2 separate regions of the Homo sapiens genome follow, and region 2 is linked to region 1. Evidence: chromatin loops called from intact Hi-C (ENCODE). Cell type or tissue: Calu3. All regions are shown on one strand. Links, peaks and the distances in the headings refer to the core of each region. The heading gives the core; the rest is flanking DNA.

Region 1 (11,596 bases), core at 4,888-7,387:
GCTTATGAAGGATAATAGCTACTAATTTTGTAGGTAGGCTTGTCTTGTTTCCCTATCCCTATAGACTGGCTTCATCAATTCTACTTCATTGGAACTACACCCTTTAAATACAGTCGCTTAAAAGATAATACTCTGGTTGCCATATAGGCTTAATAACTATTGTCAATTACCTGACAAATTAATTTTTAATTTTACTTTGAAATACGCCATGGTTGGAAGAGAGTATCAGACAGTGAGCTGCTCTATGGTTGTTAAATGACAGAACTGGACTGTGTGGTATCAATGGTACTTTCAACTTTATAATCACAGGCCATCAATGGCATTACGTTTTAAAAGTGGTCTCATGTACACATTTCATTTGACCTTATCAAAACACCACTGAAATAGGAAGGGCAGGTATTGATTGCATTTTACTGATGAGGAAGCAGGAGATTCAGAAAAATTGGTTTACTCAGATCTCATTTCTAGCAAACAATGCTGGCATCAGAACCTAAATATTCATAGATCACAGTTGTCATTAAATTTGAGTAACATTTGTTATTCAAATAAATTCTAGCCTAGTGCTAGAAATAAAATTTGTTTTAATCGTGCTATGTAAATTCATTCTTCTCACTAAACCATTACCTCATTTACTGTAGTGATTTGATATTCATTTTCAAATTGTAAAAAGTAAAATAATAATCTAAAATAGTAATCTTAACAAACCTTCCTACTCATATTACTCTTTTCCAAAAATGCAGAAATTCAATATTAATCCAGCCTTGAATCCTTCAAATTGATTTACTCTAGTTTTAAAAAAATTAATCTATTAATATGTTTATCTGTACACTTGAAATAACACACAAATAAAGCAAAATGAGTTGTATTTACAGTTTATTATACAGGAAGGTAAATCATTATCTGGTTCCAACCTATCTTTTCCAGCTTTATTTCCAACTATATTCTCTCCTCTGGTCACAATAGATTATTCCTCAAATACACCCTGTACTTTTCTCAGTTTCCTCTTCTGGAAATTCCCTTCCCCACCCATTTCCTCTTATTCAAACTCTACCCCTTCTTCAAGGCCTAAAATTAATGCTACTTGCATACATGCAGACTTCCTAATCCATAAATTCAAAATTAATCTCTCCATGTTCCATGAAGCTACTGTACTTTCTCTAATCTTGTGTTTTATATAGATTTCTTTGTATACACACAGCTAACTATCTGGCTCAGCTGAGAGCTTTATGCCACTTGGATATTGTAGATGTCTGAAAAACTGTTTGATGGATGCAAATTACCTATCAAACAGAACACTGCTTCAAGGTTTTCATCATGTCATGTCTGTCTCCTCAATCTCTAACCTTGGCTCCTCCCAGTTTATTTTCCATGTTATTATTATACAATGGTGATCTCCCAAAAACAAACCCTAATCATGTAACTTTCCAACTTTAAATCTTTGTATTGTTTTCTACCATCTAAAGGACAGAGTCCATTTCCAAATACGCCATACAAGGCCCGTCATGACCTGGCCCCAGTCTATTTTTCTAACACTTTCTACCAATTCCGGCAGACATGCAACCATGTGTACAAAAGTTCCTGCAGTTATCAGGATATCAAACTCTCACCTATCCCCTTGCACCTACTTTCTATATCCTTGGTACACCATTCTAATATCCCATTCCTTAACCCTCATCTCAACGGAGGTATAATATGGCAGTTAAGTCAAGGATATCTGTGTTTAAATCCTATATTGCCAAGTTCTGGGAGAGTAATCCTGAATAAGTTAAACTTTTAAAAACACAATTAGGGAAAGGTGGGAAAGCTCTCTAACTTCACCATTCTTCCCCTACTCTTTTTGCAATACCACTCTGATCCTATGGTAAAGAGAGCAGCTTCAGGATTTTCTGCAAAACAAAAAACTAAGGGTTAGTACTAGAATGTAAGCTCTATGTTCCCTGCAGTAGAAGATTAAAACAGGTAAGTTTTAAAAACAAATATGCCTTAAACTTTCTTTTCCTCTAGTTCCTTATTCACTATATGCTGAAGTGTGAAGTAACAATACATAGAAAATGTTAAATCCTTTTTGGCTTAATAGTCCATCTCAGCAAGGATATTAACATATTTTCACGTTTATTTGCCTCATCTATTATCTTTGGGGAAATATCTGTTAAGCTCTTGTGACCATTTAAAAAATTACTTTGTTGGCCGGGCATGGTGGCTCATGCGGTCAAGACATTGAGACCATCCTGGCCAACGTGGTGAAACCCCGTCTCTACTAAAAATACAAAAATTAGCTGGGTGTGGTGGCACGTGCCTGTAATCCCAGCTACTTGGGAGGCTGAGGCAGGAGAATCACTTGAACCATGGAGTTGGAGGTTGCAGTGAGCCAAGATTGCTCCACTGTACTCCAGCCTGGCGACAGAGTGAGACTCTCTCAAAAAAAAAAAAAAAAAAATTGCTTTGTTTTCTTATAGTTGAATTTTAAGAGTTCTTTATATATTCTGGATACAAGTCTTTTATCAGATATATGGTTTGCAAATATTGTTTTCCCAGTCTGTGGCTTGTTTTTTAATCTCCTTAAAAGCATCTATCACAGAACCAAAGGTTTGTTTTTTTTTTGATAAAGTTTACTTCATCATTTTTGTCCACAGATCATGCTTTTTGTGTTTAAAAACTCACTGTCAAACCCCAAGTTCATACAGATTTTCTCTTTTTCTTCTAGAAGTGTAATAGTTTTATGTTTTGGTCTATGATCCATTTTGAGTAAATTTTTATATAAAATATAAGGTATGTATCAAGATTTATTTATTTGCACATAGATCTCCAATTATTCCAGTACCATTTGTTGAAAGGACTATCATTTTTCAATCCAATTATCTTTGTACCTTTGTCAAAAAAATCAGATGACTATATTTGTGTAGGTCTGCTTGTGGACTCTGTATTCTGTCCCACTGATCTATCTCTCTATCTTTTAACCATCTTTTCTTTTTTTTTCCTTCTTTAAGATTTAATAGGTATGTCACACTCTAGATATTGGTTCACATATACTTAAGTGGCTCTTCTAGTTCAAGGTATCATACTCTGTAAAAGGATTTCTTTTTGTTCTAAGAATTAGAATGAAAATATAACAACAACAACAACAACAAAAAGTTAAACAGAACTTGAGTGATGTGAAGCAGATAAAGACTGTTGTACAATAGCACAATATACTAAGGCCAGGTCACTGCTCTGGCTGAAAACTGGGAGTTGTTTCACCTTAAAGAGCCCAGATGAAGTGTGCCCTTTGGCATAGTATATTTCCATGTCAGATTTACAGCTTTGTAAGGTTTTATTTGTTTCCATTTTGTTTATACCCGGTTTAGGTGCCAGGTGTTCATCTAAAGTAATCTTGAGCAGTTACAGTATTTAAAAAAAAGAACAGTTCAAATAAATACACAGCATCAACTTTCAAACACTCTTAAAATATTAGTTAAAACTTTTGAAAGAATAAACTGAAAATTTTCTCATATATGTCTTTGTTGGAATAAACACTATTTATCAGTTTTATGAAAATTATTTAGTAGGGGTTTTTATACATATTAATAGCAAAAAGCTCTGAATGACCTTAAACTGCATGAATTAAGGTAATTCAAACATTCTCCCAAACTATGACCATAATACCAAAGACTGAAAGCAGTGATGCTGCAATTTAACCATCCTTAGGTTGTAATTCCTTTCTAAAGGCAAGAGTCCTAAGTTGTCAGTTTGTGTTGCAGGCCATGCTTAAGTACTATAATAGGTGTTTTGTCCCCGTATTAGTCCATTCTCACGCTACTAATAAAGATATAACCAAGACTGGATAATTTATAAAGGAAAGAGGTTTAACTGACTCACAGTTTCACATGGCTGGGGAGGCCTCATGATCATGGCAGAAGACAAAGGAAGAGCAAAGTCACATCTTACATGGTGACAGGCAAAGACAGCGTGTACAGGGGAACTCCCCTTTATAAAACCATCAGATCTAGTGTGACTTATTCACTATCATGAGAACAGCACGAGGAAAGACCCAGCCTCATGATTAATTACCTCCCACTGGGTCCCTCCTACAACATGTGGGAATTAAGGGAGCTACAATTCAAGAGGAGATTTGGGTGGGGACATAGCCAAACCATATCAGTCACCCTTTTTTAACTTTATTTTAGGTTCGGGGGTACACACGAAGGTTTCTTACCTAGGTAAATACATGTCAGAGGGGTTTCTTGTATATATTACTTCATCACCCAGGTATTATTAAGTCCAGTATGATGTCCCTTTTGTCCCACTGAAAATTATTATAGTTCACTGACACAATTTAGAAATAAAGCTAGTTTGGCTAACAAAAGGAAACCTCTCACTTTGTCTCCTTAAAGTCAAGTGACCATTGTCTTCTGCAAACATCCGAACCTAGCATTAAAAAGACAAAATAATCTAGATCCCAACTTGCTTTTTAACTTTATTTGCCTTTATTCACCTATGCTCCCAACATATACGAAAAAGCTAAGCAACATGTGTATTTTCATTACTAATTAATTGACCATAAAACCTAGGAGCAAATATCTTTAAATAGCTACTAAAAGGTAAGCACATTTTGTTCTATAATTATTTTCATACTATACAGCACAGGCTAAAACAATAAAAGGAACAAAACATAATTTTTAAAACTTCACTAAAATACTAAGAAATCCTACCTGAGAATGAGTATAAAGCCAAACAATAAGGCTGTTGAATAACTGCAATGTTATCCTGGTCTTTGATTTCTGGGCTATTCTCCAGTACCATCAGGATTAGATAACCTCACCTTCTATCACACTAAATGTATTTCCACAGGTCAGCTACATATATCATTTTTTATAGGTGACTAGACATGTACATACATACTTCACCCAAAACTTACTCTTACCAAACAGCAGCAGGATATAAAATACAAGGTCCCATAACACCCTAGTCTTTGTCCCAGGCCTATGTAATATTTATCTGGATGCTTTGGAGCCAAGCCAAAGGCTTTTCGTTTTAACTTCATTAAACAAAGCCTGTCTTTAAAATATTTCAAGTTACTGTCAATATTGTGAGCAAAAAAAGCATATCCGGAAATTCTATTAATTTGTAATGACTAATAAAACTAAAGTAAACGCTTATCTAAAAGGAAGAAGAAATTGGCAGGAAGTCATTATATAACTTTCAAAGCTAAGAAAACATTCTTTTTTCAATAGAATCAAGAAAATCAAATATACAGTAAGGACAAATCTAACTTCCTATCTATTGAGTACATACATACCTTTGATCTAATGAATTTCCAGAACAAATTGAAAATACAGATTAAAAAGAAGTGATTCAGCAACTTAAACTCATATGCCAATTAACATCTGCCTTTGACCTTAAGAAAAGTACTTTTCAGAAAGAGCAGAAACCCACCAATTATCATATAATTTTTAGACTTTTAAAATAAGATAACTGTAAAGAAGTAGGTAAATCAACACCATAAATGTTAAAATGAAAAGCAGGCTAAGTTCACAACATAAAATTAGGAATTAGAAAAAGCAGTAACATGTATTAAGGGTCTCTAAAAGAAATGTGAGTACACAAAAAATAAATCAAATGTGAAATTACATTTAAAGATATAACAAGGCACTGATGTGCTTCAAAATAAAAATGGAAATCCTACTGAAGGCTTAACACTCACATAGGTGCATTTAAATGGTAAAAACAATTAAATCAATATATATGCACACACATAAATTAAATAACTGAGACTCATGGTATAGCTATATCTAAATAATAAAGAGTAAGGAGGGAGGAGAGATCAAATATCACTAACATATCAAAACTAGCAAAAAGCTAGGAAATAATCATAATGAATTCTGTGAGACTTCAAAGTAGGTCATTACTGAATGGTTTATATTGTGTCTGCTGTTATAAGACAATTACACATAAAGGCCAAGATTCAGTAAAACTAACAAAATTAAACAAATCCACTCATTTAGAAGATTAATGTTGATAAACACTACAGTGGTTGTTAGTTCTTAAAAAGTTGTAGAACTTTGTAGAAAAAAATGATTTCTAAATTATATACTAAACCTACTGAGGTTTTGTTGTTGTTGTTGTTGTTTTAGAGGAGTAGATCCTAACATATGTATTTTATGAAAGTCAAGCAAATTTTATAAATTTGTCTTTAGGTCACTTGAATAAGTACCCCTGGTAGAATAGAGGCAAATTGTTTTAAATAGTATAGTCTGAAAAGGCCTCTCTGTTAAGATGATATTTGAGCAAGGGACTGAACAAAAAGAATGAATGGCTACTAAGAATAACTCAGAGAAGAAAGTTTCATGCTGAGGTAACTAGAAGTGCAGAGGCCTGAAAGAGGAGTGACCTTGGTATGAGAAGAATATGCTTGGTGCAAAGTGAGCAAAAAGAGTAAAGTGGGTAATAGCACGGCCAAAACATATGAGAAAGTAAAAGGATATGAGGACCAGGACACAGAGTGAAGGGGTTGCCCTTGCCAGAAGAAAATAGATTCAGATGCAGATAGGTAGATTTGGTGGTGGGAAAAGGAACAAGTTCTCTCTCACTGCTTCTGTTTCTTAATGAAATACAAGGTGATCAGCCAAAAGTGAGAAGAGGGGTAGAGATGCTGGGTGTTGCAAAGTGATATGACTCTCTTCCAGGAAAAACAAGAAAATCAACTACAAAAACTATTAGAAATAATGATGCAGCCATTCGTTTCCTCCCTGCTGTATTCCCATCTTAGAGAACCTGCTCTATTCACAGGCCTGAAAAAAAGCTGCCTTGTATCATTTTGGGTTCTACCACACATAAGAGAAATTTCAAATAATGTGACTGAATCAACCTGAAAGGTAGTTTATCTCATATAGGAAATGTCCAGAGGTAGGCATTTCAAGCTGCAACAATGGTTCCACGAAGTCTTCAAGGACGCATGCTCCTCTCTATTCTACCGTCCTTAGCTCAAGTCATCAAATCTGTGTGCCAGGCTGACAGGAAGAGGCAGGTACGAAAGAGGGCTAGCTTCTTTCTTCCTTCCTTTAAAAAAGACGGCCTGAATGTCTGACACATTTCTGTTTCACCTCTTTAGCCAAAATTTGGTCATACGACCATACTTAACAATGAAGGAGACTGATGAATGTGTTTCAGTTAAGCAGCCATGACTCCAGTTAAACACTGGCATTCTGGTAAGAGGGAAGGAAGGATAGATGTTGGAGGAGCTACCCATCCTTGCCACATCTGCATACTTCGTGGCTTTCCATTTCCTCTATCAATGGCATAATTGAGTGGACACCTGACCTGGGCCACGCCAATAAGATTCTCTCTCCCAAATATTCAGATTTTGGACACAGAAATCCAGTCAATTTACTTCTGAAGAACTCAACTGCAACAAGTAGCAGACTAGAGCTCTATGGAGAAAACAGGTATGTGAGGATAATGGAACAAATGAATAAAAGAAAAGTATAAGAGAAAAGCTGCAAAAAAAGAGAGAAAATGTAACTTCCTGACAACTTGCTTTCTTGAAAAGACTGTATGCAATTCTTTTATCTGGATTCTATACAACTCCCCTATTCCTTCATACAGAAATTCCTTTACTTGAGCTAATTTGAGTGGGTTTCTATTCCTTATAACCAAAGGATTCTTAAGATATCTAATAAGAAAGTTACAATTTAATGTTGTATGTATATGAAGTGTTATTCATCTGTGAAATTATGGAAGATATCCACTGTATTCTTCTCCACCCTTGGGTGTAAAGACTGATAAGATAAAATTTCCTTTAGAATTTTGTACTTCTAGAAGTCTGAAATAACTAGGAATTGATATATAGTTTTTTTAAAAATTCAGGTAATGGTAATTATATAATTTTTATTATATTTGCCATTTTCTTCCTCCAGGCTGCCAGGAATATGATGATCAAACTTACTACATAGTCATAGATGTAGACAGCAATTTCTGTTTAAATCGTAGAGACTGTAGTAGATTGCATTATCTTTTCCAACAGTTCACTGCTCCTCCCTATGAAAGGTTTATACTTCATCCTATTGACATCAGGCTTAACGATATAACTTGCTTTGGCCAGTGAAATAAAGTGGCATATGCCAATTCGAAGCAGACGCTTTAAGAGCCAGCATATCATTCCTTCATCACTCTTTTCCTCCTGCCATGAGAGTAGCACATTTCAGAGAGGAGCTGTTCCTTCATCCCAGGCCTAGAATGAAGATGATGTGGAGCAGATCCACAGCTGCCCATCAGGATGTAGCCAGAGCAAGAAAACAAATATTAGCTGAGATTTTTAAGCCACTGAGATTTGGGTGCATAACCTAATATAGCTGACTAATAAAGAAAGCAATTGAATAAGAAACAATTCAGGATATACGTTTATGTGTAGCAAAACAGAGGTATATCAGAAAGGACCAACAGGGCAAAAATATCTGAGGAGAGGAGTAGGAATATCCAGTGTTCCTATCTCAATGCTTATTACTACTACTTCTTAGCCAGTCTTCCAAGCCAGAAAACTAGGAGTCATCTGGAATATACCTTTGGTATATTTGAAATATACCTTCAGGTCTCCTACATCCAATCTGTTACCATGTCTTAATAAATCTACCTCCTTAATATCTCTCAAATCCATCCCCACAGATACTACACCTTAGTTAGGCCCTTATTACTTCTCCCTGGACTAGTGTAATAATCTAATTCGTCTTTCTGCTTCAGTCTCCTTCTAATCCATCCCCTATGCTTACAAAGAGTTATATTATAATATATGTGAAATAATGTCACATCTTTGCTAGAAACATTTCATGTCAGTCTTTCTTTAGCTGGACACACATGACTTGGCTCTGGCCAACCCCTCTCTAGGCTCTGTAGAGGTGTCATACCATTGCAGGTTCAAGTACTGGTGTCGCTGCTTTCTAGCTATGGGACATAATGCAAGTCACTTAACCTCTTAAAGTACAGTTTTTACATTTGTAAAAGAAGGATCATAAAACAAAGTATATCTTATACCTTTGCTGTGGAAGTTATATTAGGGAAATAAGTTGATTTAGCAAAGTGTCTGACCCCAAGGTAGAATAATAATAAATATCTGTGGAATAACAGAACAATTTCCTAGCCAGAACACCTATGAACCCTTCACAGCCCTTATTCATTTGTATAGGTTAGGTATTGTTTTCAAGTTGCTTATTAGAAACTAAGCAACTTGAAAGGAGACTGATACTTACTAATTTCAGTATTTTGGGCCCCAGTGCAGTACCTAGTTCAAAGGAAGAACTAAATGACTGTGCAAAACCGAAGTGGTATCCAAAGGGTAGTAAAGCCCCTGAACAGTTGCAGGGGTGTCCAATCTTTAGGCTTCCCTGGGCCACACTGGAAGAAGAAGAGTTGTCTTGGGGCACACATAAAATACCCTAACACTAATAATAGTTGATGACCTAAAAAAAAAAAAAATCGCAAAAAAAATCTCATAATGTTTTAAGAAAGTTTGCCAAGAAAGCCCAGGATGGGCTGCATTCAAAGCCATCCTGGACTGCATGTGACCCATGGGCCACGGGTTGGACAAGCTTGAGTTAGAGGAAAAGGGGAGTAAAAGAAGAGCTAGAGATAGCAAAAATAAAATCACTAATTATAATTTTCCCTCAGGCTCTTGCATAACTTCATGTACTTCCAACTTTGTGTAAAACAAAGAAGAACTTTACTTCTTCAGTGGCCCTTCTCTTCCCAAACTATACTTTCCAATTTAATTTACAGGGAATTCACAGTATATGGCCTAAAAAGGCCAGAAAGCAGTGAATATTTCACAATTTTTCAACATGACTATATTTGTTCCGGGGTAGAGACCAATGCTGAATAACTTAAAGAATGTTTTTCTGCACATAATGTCAAATCTATGTTTCAAATGCACAATTCTATTCCCTATAAACTGATGCAGTGAGATCAATGGATTCTAACTCTCAAGGATAATATAAATCAATACATTCTAAAGAGATGCAAATACCTCTTTTCTATTTTGACAAGAGAAGCTTCTCCCACATGTGCATTTCACTGCTTCCTGTCTGCCATACAAAATCTAATTGTAAAAACAGTAGGGTTGTCATATTTCTGATATACATAGCTGAAGTTCAAGGATTTTTTTTGTTTGTTTGTTTTGAAGGTGATTCCTTGGATACGGATTAACTGGTTCTCAATGAACTGAATAGGCACTTTAAAAGTGGTATTTTTATTTCAAGTGGCCCAAGAAACAGTTTAGTCCAGAATATCCAAAAATTATTGCTATTAATGTCCAAACAGAAGAAAAATGGAAGCTTGCCAGAAATGCTAAATATAGTATGGTTTCTATTACAATTAATACTATTCCAAAATTTTAACCATAACTGGTAAAGGCAATTAAAACAAACCACCTAGTCTACATTGAGAGATTATGCAACATTATTTAAATAATTGAATATAATGTTAAAGTGTTATTCCTTTTAAATAGTAGCTCCAAAAAATGACTTATTTTATTAGCATCAGAGTCATACATATGAAATTGCTGATATTTGACTGTTTTTGATTTGCAAAAATGGCAATTTTTGTTCAACCCTTTTAAATCTGGTATTTTGATCTTTTCCTGAAATATATACTGCCTACTTAACATCCATAGCACTTTGTATGCACGTCTAGCAGAGCGCTTGTCATACTGAATTGTAATTAATTGTTGACAATTCTTATTCTTACACTATATTGTGAACATTTCCAGATAGAAACCATATCTCCTTTATTTTCATGTTCCTGGAGCCTACCACTTCCTGGCACGCACCAGTTCTTACACAGTGGCTGGGAACACGAATAACATATATTTGAGAATAGAATGATTGGTTAGGAAAAAATATACAAAAATAAAAATCAAGTTCTAGTAAAAATTAGCATGTAAATTTCATTAAACCTGAGACTGGTCCAAAGCTTAATATTTGCTGTTAAACAGAAAGATTTCCTGAAAATACAACATTTGGATTACTACTACTCCATACCAAAGCAAAAAAACAACTGCAAATTTTCTTTATTCAGAGACCAACTACCCAGTATATAGATCTTGGATTTCTATTTCTCTTCCTTTCTTTTACTGTCTGCTTCAGTCCAACACGTTGGGACAAAAGAGAATGAAAGGAAGCAGAAATGTTCTAGTCCTAGTTAATTTCACTCTTTGCTTATAAATCTTCTGTGAGATGAAGAGAGGCACATCCTAGAGATGATAATTTCAATGGTTTGAATTGGGTTGTTATAATATCTGTGGGTTTCAATGTTTGTTACTAACCTGTTTTTTTTAATTTGTACTATCATTTAAAAATGTATACTATCCTTTAAATTTTTGAAATTTAAATATTGAACTATCTTTTTAAATTTCCTAAAGCAAACAATGTTTATTTACTAAGGATAACTCTGTACTTCCTAAATCTAACCATAAAGTAAGAGAATCCAGACACAAAGTACAGTAAGAGTCAAAAATTATCTAAGTACGAGAAGAAGCTTATTAATTTTTCTGAGAAGTCTAGAAATTCTGGGGAAAAAATATCCAAAGTTCCATAAGAATTCCTAATCATATATTTCAAACCCAACAAAAGAA
Region 2 (11,596 bases), core at 5,397-7,896, 520 kb before region 1:
TGTCCTATAGGTTTTGGTATGTTGTGTTTCTATTTTTATTTGTTTCAAGAAATTTTAAAATTTTATTCTTAATTTATTCCTTCATCCATTTGTTATTCAGGAGCATGTTGTTTAATTTCATACGTTTGTATAGTTTTGAGTGTTCTTCTTGAACATCTGATGTTTCCTTGTTGATTTTCTGTCTAGATGATCTGTCCAATGCTGAGAGTGACATATTATTGCAGCCTATCTCTCTCTTTAGATCTGATAATATTTGCTCTATGTATCTGGGTGTTCCTGTGTAGGGTTTATATATATTTACAATTGTTATATTCTCTTGCCGAATTGATCCCTTTATTATTTTTTAAATAATACTTTGTCTCTTTTTACAGCTTTTAATTTCAAGTTTGTTTTATCTGATATAAATAGAGGTATACCTGCTCTCTTTTGGTTTCGGTTTGCATGGAATACCTGTTTTTATCTCTTTACAGGTGAAGTGTGTTTCTTGCAGACAATTTATATTGGGTCCTTTTTTTTTTAAATCTATTTAGCCAGTTTATATCTTTTCAATGGGGAATTTAATCCATTTACATTCAAGGTTACTATTAATAGATAAGAATTTATTCCTGTAATTTTATCGATCATTTTCCAGTTATTTGGTTTATCATTTGCTCCTTCCTTCCTCTCTTATTGTTTACTTTTACCATTGGGTGGTTTTCTGTAATGCTGAGGTTTGATTCCTTTGTCTTTATTCTTTGTGTATTTGCTTGACCAGTGAGTTTTATAATTCTACATGTTTTCATGATGATGGTTATTATTTTTTGATTTCCAGATGTGAGATTTCCCTGAGCATGTCTTGTAAGGCCAGGCTAGTGTTACGAAAGTTCCTTAGGTTTTGCTTGTCTGTGAAATAATATATTTTTTTAAATTTCTGAAGGATAGCTTTGCTGGGTATACTATTCTTTGGTGGCATATTTTTTTTTTCTTTCAGTGCTTTAAATACACCTTCTCATTCTCTCCTGGCCTATAAGATTTCTGCTGAGAAATTAGCTGTTAGTCTAATGGTGATTTGTTTATATATGACTTGACACTTTTCTCTCATTGCTTTTAAAATTCTTTGCTTTGACTTTTGACAATTTGACTATGTGTGCCTTGGAGAGGACTTGTTTGGAGTAAATCCATTTAGAGTTATTCGAGCTTTCTGGACTCTCTCCTAAGACTTTGGAAGTCCATCTCTTTCCCAAGTCTTTGGAAGTTTTCTGTTATTATTTCATAAAATATGGTTTCCTCACTTTTTTCCTTCTTTTCTCCTTCTGGAAGCTCATAATACAAACTTTTGTTAACTTATTAGTGTTCCATAAATCCTATAGGCTTTCTTCATTCTTTTTTGTTCCTTTTTCTTTCTTTACTTTTTCTGCCTGTGTTATTTCAAAATACTTGTCTTTCTGTTTGGAAGTTCTTTCTTCTGCCTGATCTAGTCTGTTGTTGAAACTCTTGATTGTATTTATTTCCTTCATTTAATTCTTCTATTCTAGTATTTCTCTTTTCTTCTATTTTTTATTTCATATTTATCTCTATTGAATTTCTCATTCAAATCGTTAATTGTTCTGATTTCATTAAATTGTCTATCTATATTATATCTCACTTTCCTTAAGATTATTTTTTTGAATTCTTTTTCTGGCATTTCATATATTTCCTTATGATTTGGTTTCTGTTACTGAAGAATTATTGTTTTTCTTTGTGGGTTGCATTTTTTTTTTTTTTGCTTTTTTTATGATTGACATGTTCCCATATTGATTTCTGTGCAACTGGTAGAAAAGCTACCTCTTCTAATTTTATGGAGTAGGTTTCATAGGGAAAGATTAATCCATATAAATAGGTCTTGGGGTGTCAGTTTGGTGGGGTCTGTTAGCCTTGGTTCTAGATAGACACAGTAGTATTGTCTGTGTATAGTTTCTTCAGCTGTAATTCACATTAGTGGTGTTTGTGAATTTCTCAGTGACCTTGGCTGAGAGAGTTTGTTTTGATGGTGGCATAGCTTTGCCGGGGTGGGCTTGCTGGGCTATTTCTCAGGTCAGAAATGTATGCACATGGTGGGTTGGCTAGCTTGCAGTCTGACTCACTAGGTTTAGGGCCATCGTGCTATTACTCTGATTGGAAACACAGGCATGCAGTTACTTAGACAGCCTGGGGGTGTGCCTGCCAAGAGTGGCTTGGAGGGCTATTTCTCAGGTCCAGGACATGAGTGCACAGCTGCTTGGCTGGCATGGGGATGTGTCTGCCAGGGTTGGCCCACAGGGCTATTTCTCAGGCCTGTAATGCAGGCATAAGGATGTTCAGCTGGCTTGGTGGCAAGTCTGCTGGGGGCAGGCTGTTTATCTTGCCTAGGACACAGCTGCACAGCTCCTTGGTTAGCCTAGGGCGTGTTTGCCAGTGGTGGCCCACACGGCTGTTTCTTAGGCCTGGGATGTGGTCACATGACTTCTTGGCTGGCCTGGGTGGGTGTCTGCTGCAGGTGGCCCATGGGGCTATATTCCTGGCTCTGGGCTCAGGCACACAGCTGCTTGGCTGGCTGGGAGGGTGTGTCTTTCAGGGGCAGCCCATGGGGCTGCTTCTCAGGCTTGGGATTCAGACAAAAGGCTGCTTGGCTGCCCTGGGGGCATGTCTGCTGGTGGTGGAAGGTAACGCTATATTTTGGAGATCTTAAAATGCAACTTAATCATGTGTTTTGGTCAGTTTCTTCTGATAGCCATGCCTAGGCAAAAGTGACTAGAAGATTAAAGAGTTGAAAGTATCCATACCCAAAAAGTATACCAACGTTACAGTCTCAACCAAATTCTCTAGTTTTGATCTTGCTCAATTGTCCAACGTCATTATGAATTTAGGGTAAAAGAATGGCAACATATGCATTCATCTACTCACTCAAAAGTGGAACCCTGATTTCCCTAAAGTACTGGGCTTTATGTAGATTCCCTATGACCAACTTTCTTAATTCTTTTTCATCTGAAGCCGTTATTACACTTTCACGAAAAGAAAACCAAAAAAGTACCATAGGGATAAGGTGCTATTTTTCTATCCAAATTCAGAATAAAGAACATTTTCCAATTTTATTTCAGCTTTTCTTTTAATTCTTAGCATTCCAGTGTACTTCTTAGCCTAGTCTGAAGTTAGGATCACAGGCCTAAGTTTGGGGGCTTCTGCCACCTGTGGGTTGGTAAGGATTTAGTAGTGACTGATTTTTGTAAAGGGTGTTGAGAGTAAGCAATTAGAATTCCTTTTCCTCAATCTCTTCTTTCTTCAATTTGTACTGCTGCAATAAAAGTCCTAAAAGTATACCAATTATATATTTGGGATAAAGCGAGACTCCTTGCATTATTTTTCTTTGTAATTTTTCCTGAAGTGGCTTGGATCTGGAGGAAAATAAGGTAAACCCACAGTATGGCAGAGAAGAGTTGATGGGATGTAGAGTGAATATGATGCAAAGTAAAAATGAGAAAGTTAGGTAAAAGAAAGAAAGAGGGTGTGAAGTTAGTGAAGATTATTATTATAGCATAAAATTTAAAAATGATATTTAAATATAAGATGGGAGACGACTGAGAGTTATATCGAGGAACTGAAATAAGCTGGTTCATATTTGGCCTACTTTAAGAGACATTGGCTTAAGTGTAGTAGAGCTTGAATTAAATGATTTCTCAAGATTTTTACATTTGTAAGAAATATGGGGCTGACAGCACAGAGAATAGTTTGTGGGAAAGGAAAGAATCAGGAATTTATACATGAAGAAGAAGGAAAATAGGAATAAGAGAATGAATAGAGTAAGAAATATCCCACAAAAAAGAAATTGAAAAAGGTAAAATATGAGATAATAGTAAGTTTATAAAATATGTAAATAATAAACTAAAAGCAATTTTGAGTTTTAAAAAATGTCTCAAATGATTACCTTGCACTTCTGCTGAACATTTTGTTATGTGCAGGTAACATGATATTGAGTGAGTATACACAAAGTATGGAAAAATATTCATATTCATCAATTCTATATTTGAATGGAAATTAAGTATAGTGAAGTTTACCTTCAATAGAAACTTTAATGTTTCAGATTTATTATTCCCAATTTATAGTATAAATACAACTTGATTCTATATTATATAATTCATGGATAAGATGGTGTACTTTTTAATCCATGACTGAAGTCTTTCTTCTGCCCACAGTCTGTTTCTGCTATTCCATGATACATATTCAGGGAAGGCAATTATAAGAATGGCCTAAAGAAGATAAATCTATTAGAAGTAGGTATCATGGTAGATATAGCCACATATAAATTTTTTTTTATTACCTTGTCATGCCTTCCATTTATCAATCTGGAATTTTTATTGTTGCAAACTGAGCTAAGCTAGTATGTTCAGGCAAAACCTTAGGATTTGGTGGATAAAGGTTATCAGTTATAATGAAGGGAAGTTTTAGATCAAATTCCATTATAAATATAAATATCTGTAAAATAAGCAGGAAGGCACAAATATCATATTCCTTATTTTATAAGCTTGATGACATTCCAACTCTGTTATTTAGGTGCTCTGACAATACTTTGCATGAAGAGTGCCCTCAATTTGTATATGAAAATATTATGGGGACAGAATTTATTACCCTTATATTTGTTATCAGGAACCCTAATACTCCAAACCATTGAGTGGACATACAGGACAAATCTCAGATGTGTTACCTAAGTATACATCCTGCAAAGCTTGTGGGGTTTTTGTATGGGTTCATGCAAAGTGGGGCAGTGCTTCTGAAATATTTTGGCCAATCTACAGATCTGGAGCACCACTAATTTTTTCCTTCAATGCAATGAAAAACACATTTTTAACATTCATTAGACATTCATTGGCTAATTATCAAGTTTCTCTTGTGTTTATCATCAGAGACAGGCATAGCTGAAAGAGTTTCTGATTAAAGTTGGTTGTACAGAAATGTATATATGTATGTATATTCTCCCTACTCTCCCACCTCTCCCTTAGATACCCACTGTTATCCTTCCAGATTTATATCTATATATAAACTCAATCTGTATATATACTCATGGTTTGAAAAAATCCTTCTCTACTATACAAACTATTTTCTAAGTTGGTTTTGTCTATAAGAAAAACAAATCTGGTTTAGCATTCAATGTTTCAGCCTCTCTGAAATTCTCATCGTTCTTCAGATATGCCATACTCTTTCTAGACTTTGTTCCTTTGAATACTCTATTCTTTTCTTGGAATGCTTTTACTTTTCTTTTTTTTTAATCTGGCTTAATCTTTAAAACCTGTTTCAGATGTATGTCCTATATGAATCTGTTTCCTAGTTTTCTATGTGTATTCACTGTTTTGTCTGTATTTCTATATTTTGTTTTTAAGTAGGTTATGGCAATAATCATCATGATAGTAGTTAACAAATACTGATTGCATAATGTAACTCTAACTATTTTTACATTTATTTTATTTAATCTTTTTTCAACATTTTTCTGTAATATATCACTTGTGTTTTATTTCCCCAAATAGACCAAAAGTAACTTATTTATCTTTCTATTCCTAGTATATGGCACTATACCTGGGCATATGATAAATGTTCAGCAAACTGGTAGACCAGTTTTAGGAAGGGCACTGTGGAACTTGGAGGTTTAGAAATAGATTCTATTGAAACATCTGTATCTGCATTACCATGAAAAGTCTTCCTTTACGTTTTCTTGAAGACTGCTAGAAAAGGTTGTGGCTATGTAACAATAGGCATAACACACTATGTTGCAAGATAAATTGACTGTGACACCAAGAATATACTTTATGGTGCTTCGATGAGTACACTGGTACCCTCTCTATATCTTACATTCGAGGGTGTTCCAAGCATTGCAGTCCCATGGCTTACCAATTACAAAAGAAGAAATAGAGAGGATGAATATGTGAATGGTCAGAAGAGAAGTTTATGCAAGAGGAAAAGAAAATCCCTTTCCTCAAATGTAAAATGAGCAGGATGAAGAGTTTGAAATTCTAAAGATAGACAGAGGGTATCTCCAGAAATTTTAATGAGTTCAACAACCCAGTGATATGGCTGGTTATAATATACAATTTAGTCTGGTGATTGATAAGTAAGAATGGGATTATTTGCTAACCCTCTCCCCTACTAATATTGACTAATCGTTATTTATATATAATAAAAGAGAACTCTTACAACTTGAATTTCCCTGTAGTTTGTGAAGCTTTACTTTTTAACTGAAATCTTTTCGCTTCTAGCATAAAACAGAGGCAAATAAAAATTTTTAGCCTTTTACATTTATTTTTTACTCTCACTTTAGAAACTTTAAATACTTTTGGTTTTAAAAATGTTTACAAGGATATACTGAAAATGCTTAAAATAAATGTTTATATCAATATTGACAGGATTCGAAATGTAATATTTTTAAAATATGCAACATTATGGACTCAATATTTTGTATTGAGTTATAATGCAGCATGGTATAGAATAAATCTGATCAACATTAGGGAAGGTTTCTATTGACAGATTCATTTAGCCTGTTGTAAAATCACTTAAAAATATTTGTATTTTAGCCATGCTAATTTGCTGGTATACAACTAGGAGAAATATGTAATATAAATTTTATTCCCATTGTTGTATTACAATATCTTTTTTTCTTTAACAAGAACCTGTGCTAGAGTTAAAGCAACTCCAAATAGTGCCTATAGCTCAGAAGTATAAAATGCAGTCTGTGTCTGTAACAAAACCTATTCCCACAGGTTCAAAGGAGATTGGAAATAAGAAGCCACCTATTTGCGTTTTGCAGAAGTAGTAACAGTCTGCAGACAAGGTACTCTAGCTTCAAAACAGTATGGCAGATCGTTTTATGGAACTTGCGATTACAAAAATCCACTTTAACCTTTCTTTCTTACTGGCAGGTGTTCTATTGGCTTGCAGCCAGAGGCTGTGAGTGTAGTGCTGCCTGTGGTGTCCCTCAGCACTGTAGAGTGCTGAAAATGCCGACACTCCAGTTGATTGCTCATAATTGCATTAATTGTGGTCTGACAACTTCAGGAGAGAAGTATGATGAATATAGAAAAATATGTTACAAATCTGATCAGATTACAAATTTCATCTCTGTTTTCTCCATAGATATGATATCTGCACTTATAAAAATAAGCCCTGTGGAACACTGGGTAAGTTTTTTTTGGTTTTTTTTTTTTTTTTTTTTTTTTTTTTTAATAAAGGTAGAATGGTTCTGATTGTCTTTTTGGACCAATGACTTTAATCTTTATTATTAATTTGGTCATTTTCCTTTCTGTACATCTGAAATCCTAAAACCTGTTACACCCAGCCTTTGTGGATATGTCATTTACTAGGAAACAAATATTTATTACCATCATAAATATTATATAAATTTCATTGGCTTTTTTGACAACTGGAATGATTATTAAAATTAACTTAGAATATGATTCAAATTCATTAAAGAATTATAAATCGAGGTTATCACTCATGTTCATATAATCTATCTCTGTAATGTATTTTCTAGAAATACCAAGATTGTGAGAGTAAATGAAAGCAGTCAACATCTTGAAATTTCAGGCTAGAAAAGGAAAGAAAAAAAAAACACAACTAAGGATACTTAATGAAGAGGCACCAAGAACAATACTTTTTTTGGTACAATTTTGTGGAAAAAGTATAGCCCCATAAATTAAGATAGTATTGGAAATTTTATACTACCCAAACAACAACAACAAAAAATAATCTTATAAAATATTATAGCCACAGGTGAAAAGAGAGGACAGGATTATCTTTCTTGTGCTCCCTAAGGGTCATTTGTCTTTTTAAAAGCATTTTTGTAGTATTCTAGAATTTTAAAAATTACACATTGTTACAGAGCATAATTTCATAGTTAACTGCAAATACAAATGGGCAAAAAAGGTAGCTCTCCAGTAGTCTAAATTATTAAGCAACTAAAGTTATTTTAAAGGACAGAAGCTTTTTTTCTCAATTTTTTAAGGTCATAGAGACTTTTTACAGACTCAGAAGGTAAACAACTGAAGATGAATTCTCTAGTTTCTCTATGACAAGTCTCAATTTTCTTATCTGTAAAACAATAGTTATGAAATTGATTCCTATGCACCTCACAAGCATTTTGCAAAGATCAAATTAAAGTAGTTGTAGGAGGAAAAGTGTTATGCAACTGCCTGGGAAGTTCAGTGAAATATCTCTTCGGAAACTAAAATTTCTCTTGATAATTTTACCTGACTTCCCAGGCTTCTCCTACCCATTTCCCTTAGGATTTATGGCTGAAGAAGAAATCTCAAATAGCCAATGCTGAGTATTAACTATGGAGAAGCTTGCTAGTTAAAAAGCATAATGGAGACAGAGCTCTCTTTGCTGAGCGAGCTCACATCAAAAAGATTTACTTTGTAGTGTTTTAAGCTAACAAGACCAACATAATCCAACAGAGGGGACTCTGAACTGGGAACTAACAACTGGCTTTGACAGTTTCAGTACATTAACTTTTACAGTGTATTTAAGCTCTTTGTTCCTCAATTTTGTTATCTATGATGTAGGAGTAATATCTGCCCTTATGCTACATGGACATGGTTAAAATCATTTAAGGAAAAAAATGTAGATGTATTTAGTAAAGAGGTTTATAAAAATGAACTGGTATTATTTAATGTAGAAATTGCCTATTCTTTTAAACTTACCCCCCATATTTACTGTTCACAGATTCTCTAAGTATTTATTAAGTGTTCAGTCAATTTTAGATATAATAGACACTAGACCTCAAATCAGGTGCACATATTAGCCAGAGCTAGTATTTTTCTAGTGTATCTATATTTGAAGAAATGTGTATATACACACATACACACATTTGCACATATACACTCTCTCTCTCTCTCTCTCTCTCTCTCTATATATATATATATATATATATATACCCTCACTGTCTCTCCCTATATATATATTCTGCTTTTTGAAGGTAGGTTATTTACATATGCTCTTCATTGTATTAGATTGGTGCAAATTACTTTGCACCAACCTAATGACATTGGTAAGACACACATACAGTGAATTTTACTTTTATTTTGATAAATAAAGTATTTTGAGAAATAAAGTATTTTGAGTACTGCCTAGTACTTTGATTGTCATTATTGGCAAAGATTTGAGGTGTTTTCCTATGCTACTTCTCATTTTATTTTTCTCAAAATAATGTGTTCTAACTTTGATAGTTTATTAATTTATAGAATCAGTACATTAATAGGTATGTGTCAATGCACTTTCAAGCTCAATATAAGTTATTTTTCAAATTATAAACTTGTATATTGTTTTTATACTACTTCTTGTGAAAACTGAATGAGCTGCATATATATGTATATATACACACACACGTTTTAACTTCATCTATGGAAAATATATTATCAGTACAGAATTGAGCAGATTACTTTTTAAGTTGTATTCTAGTCACTTTCATATTGGTTTTTATACTGATTTTTCCATAGTCTTTTGCTTAATAATTCTGATGACCAATTGTAACATGGCTAAGTAGGCTTAAGGGTGCAAACTGTGGCCATCAAGCTGAGGAAACCTAAATGACCGAAATAGTTATCAAATCGCCATTAACACAATCACACATAAGAATTTTGACAGTCTCAATTTTATAGGTATACAGAAAATTGTGGGGGGTTGTGAAAATACATTAGCATTTAAAATACTTTCATTTTAGTTAAGATTTAGCTTTATATTTCAATAAGTAGGAATTTTCCAAGTATATTCTTTCTGAAGTTGTTGTTCTAGCAGAGATAATAATTTTATATAAGATGGCAGAAGTAAATCTGTGCTTGTAAATACACCTTGAGGAGTCATTGAGAATTCTCAATTGAAAATACAGCCACATGGCACATACCAAAAAACGACACAACAACAACAAAACCCAAAAGCTAACCCATGGAATAATAGATTTTGGGAAATGTAAGAAACATTAATTTAACAATAATTATTCTTAGTAATTCTGCTTTTCTTTTGAAAAAACATACATTTCATAAAGGCCAAAACAGAAACAGTATTCAGAGTGGCTTTGTTCTTCCCATATAATAGGCCACATTGAACCAAATAACTTAAAGCCAGATAATATAATGCAATTTTTAAAAAAATATTTCAGGTATTTTCCTATTCTACTTCTCATTTTATTTTTCTCAAAATAAAAGTAAAATTCACTGTGTGTGTCTGTCTCTTTCTCTCAGTGGAGATTGGAAATGACATTCATTAAAATATTTTAAATATTTAAACAAATATTAAATATTAACCAAAAATTAACTGAAACAAAAAAATAAGTTATCCTGCTCCACTTTTTACATTCTCTTTTTCAGGTCCCAATACCTCTAATGAATGGAAGGGCAGCCCAGGGGTATCACCAGTATTTATAACTCTGTGAGGCAGAAATCAACTCCCTCCCCAACTCTTGCCTGTCTCGCATAAAACAGTAGGAAAAGCAAACGATCTATTAGCAAATCCAGCATTAATCTCATCTCTGTTCCAATGTAGCTGTTGATACTCATATTAGAAAATACAGAGAAACACAACTTCTAGAGCTTTCTTGTCAGTAAAAATATGGATTGAATACCATTTATTGTTTCTAATTAGTACAGCTGGGAAATTATACCTAGCACAGAACATTGCTTACTGTATTCAATAAATATTCATTGAATTGAATCGAAATCACTTTTGGTGGGAAAGTAATTATTAATGTTTGGGTGATGATAGTAGACTACTGACCATAAAAAATGTTTTTCCTACTTCCCCTTCAACTTCTAAATAACTTTTTGTTTCTATGTGCATGAAATATGATTTGGCATCTGTTTCCTTATAAGAGATGACATTTTTGCTTTTGCACAAAAATTCTTTTTTTAAGCACTGCTTTAAAGTTCTGTAGTATTTCACACAGCATGATATTCATTTGAAAGTAAATATTAAAACTTCTACATACTAAAATCCCCAAGGGGAGAATACCTTGAGTAACATAACATTTCACTGGAATCAGCGAATTAACACCATAGTATTTGCTTTATTAGTAAAACTCTAATGCATTGAAGTAAGGGATAGGAGAGAGGAAAAACGACACTGAATGTGTGAATGACTTTCCTCCTATTAAAATACTAAAAGAAATTGTTGCATCACTGTCAGGATTAATTTGAGATTAAAAAAAATGCAAAAACCTCCCATCTTTAACAGTTCTCCTTTCCATCTTTTGAATCATTCATTTTATTTTTTAATAAAAATATCACTTAAAAAATAATTTGGGATTCCCCCTTTTTTTGGTAACTAGAAAGTTGCTTGTATATTTTTATGAACCCACTAAACTTAAACAGATCTCTTTAGAAAAATAATGTGGATATATTTTGCTTTCTACAGCCTGAAGAATGTTAAAATAGAAATGCTTTCTTGAATTCCCTCTTCTGGCTCAAGTTACTAGGTGGTCCCAAGTTACCAGAAGTAAAATTTATAAATCTAACCCCTAGTCTAGACATTTTCCAGCACTGACTGCAGTTCAAAAAATATTAATGTCTAGCCGGCAAAGTGAAATTCCCCCCAGTGATTTTGCAAATGACTAGAAAGTTAACCTTTT

What was found. A loop is a pair of places that touch in the nucleus more often than their neighbours do. Peaks named below come from ENCODE experiments on the same cell type or tissue, not always from the same donor. Only the 100,000 strongest peaks of a DNase experiment are listed, where the experiment ranks them.
Region 2: it touches region 1 in a loop (4-fold over the local background); 2 of 110 quality-filtered maps call a loop at or near these places.

Annotation. Positions count from the first base shown.
Region 1 is chr5:64,811,928-64,823,523 of GRCh38, reverse strand. The region is part of intron 10 of CWC27 (CWC27 spliceosome associated cyclophilin); the gene reads right to left. Among named protein-coding and RNA genes, the nearest start is that of CWC27, 49 kb to the right of the region's middle. In Calu3, for the core only: no CTCF peak of the experiment used is centred there; no DNase peak of the experiment used is centred there.
Region 2 is chr5:65,329,603-65,341,198 of GRCh38, reverse strand. It overlaps ADAMTS6 (ADAM metallopeptidase with thrombospondin type 1 motif 6), which reads left to right. Exons shown (of 25, transcript NM_197941.4): 8 at 7,114-7,157. Among named protein-coding and RNA genes, the nearest start is that of ADAMTS6, 150 kb to the left of the region's middle. In Calu3, for the core only: no CTCF peak of the experiment used is centred there; a DNase peak (open chromatin) is centred at 6,908.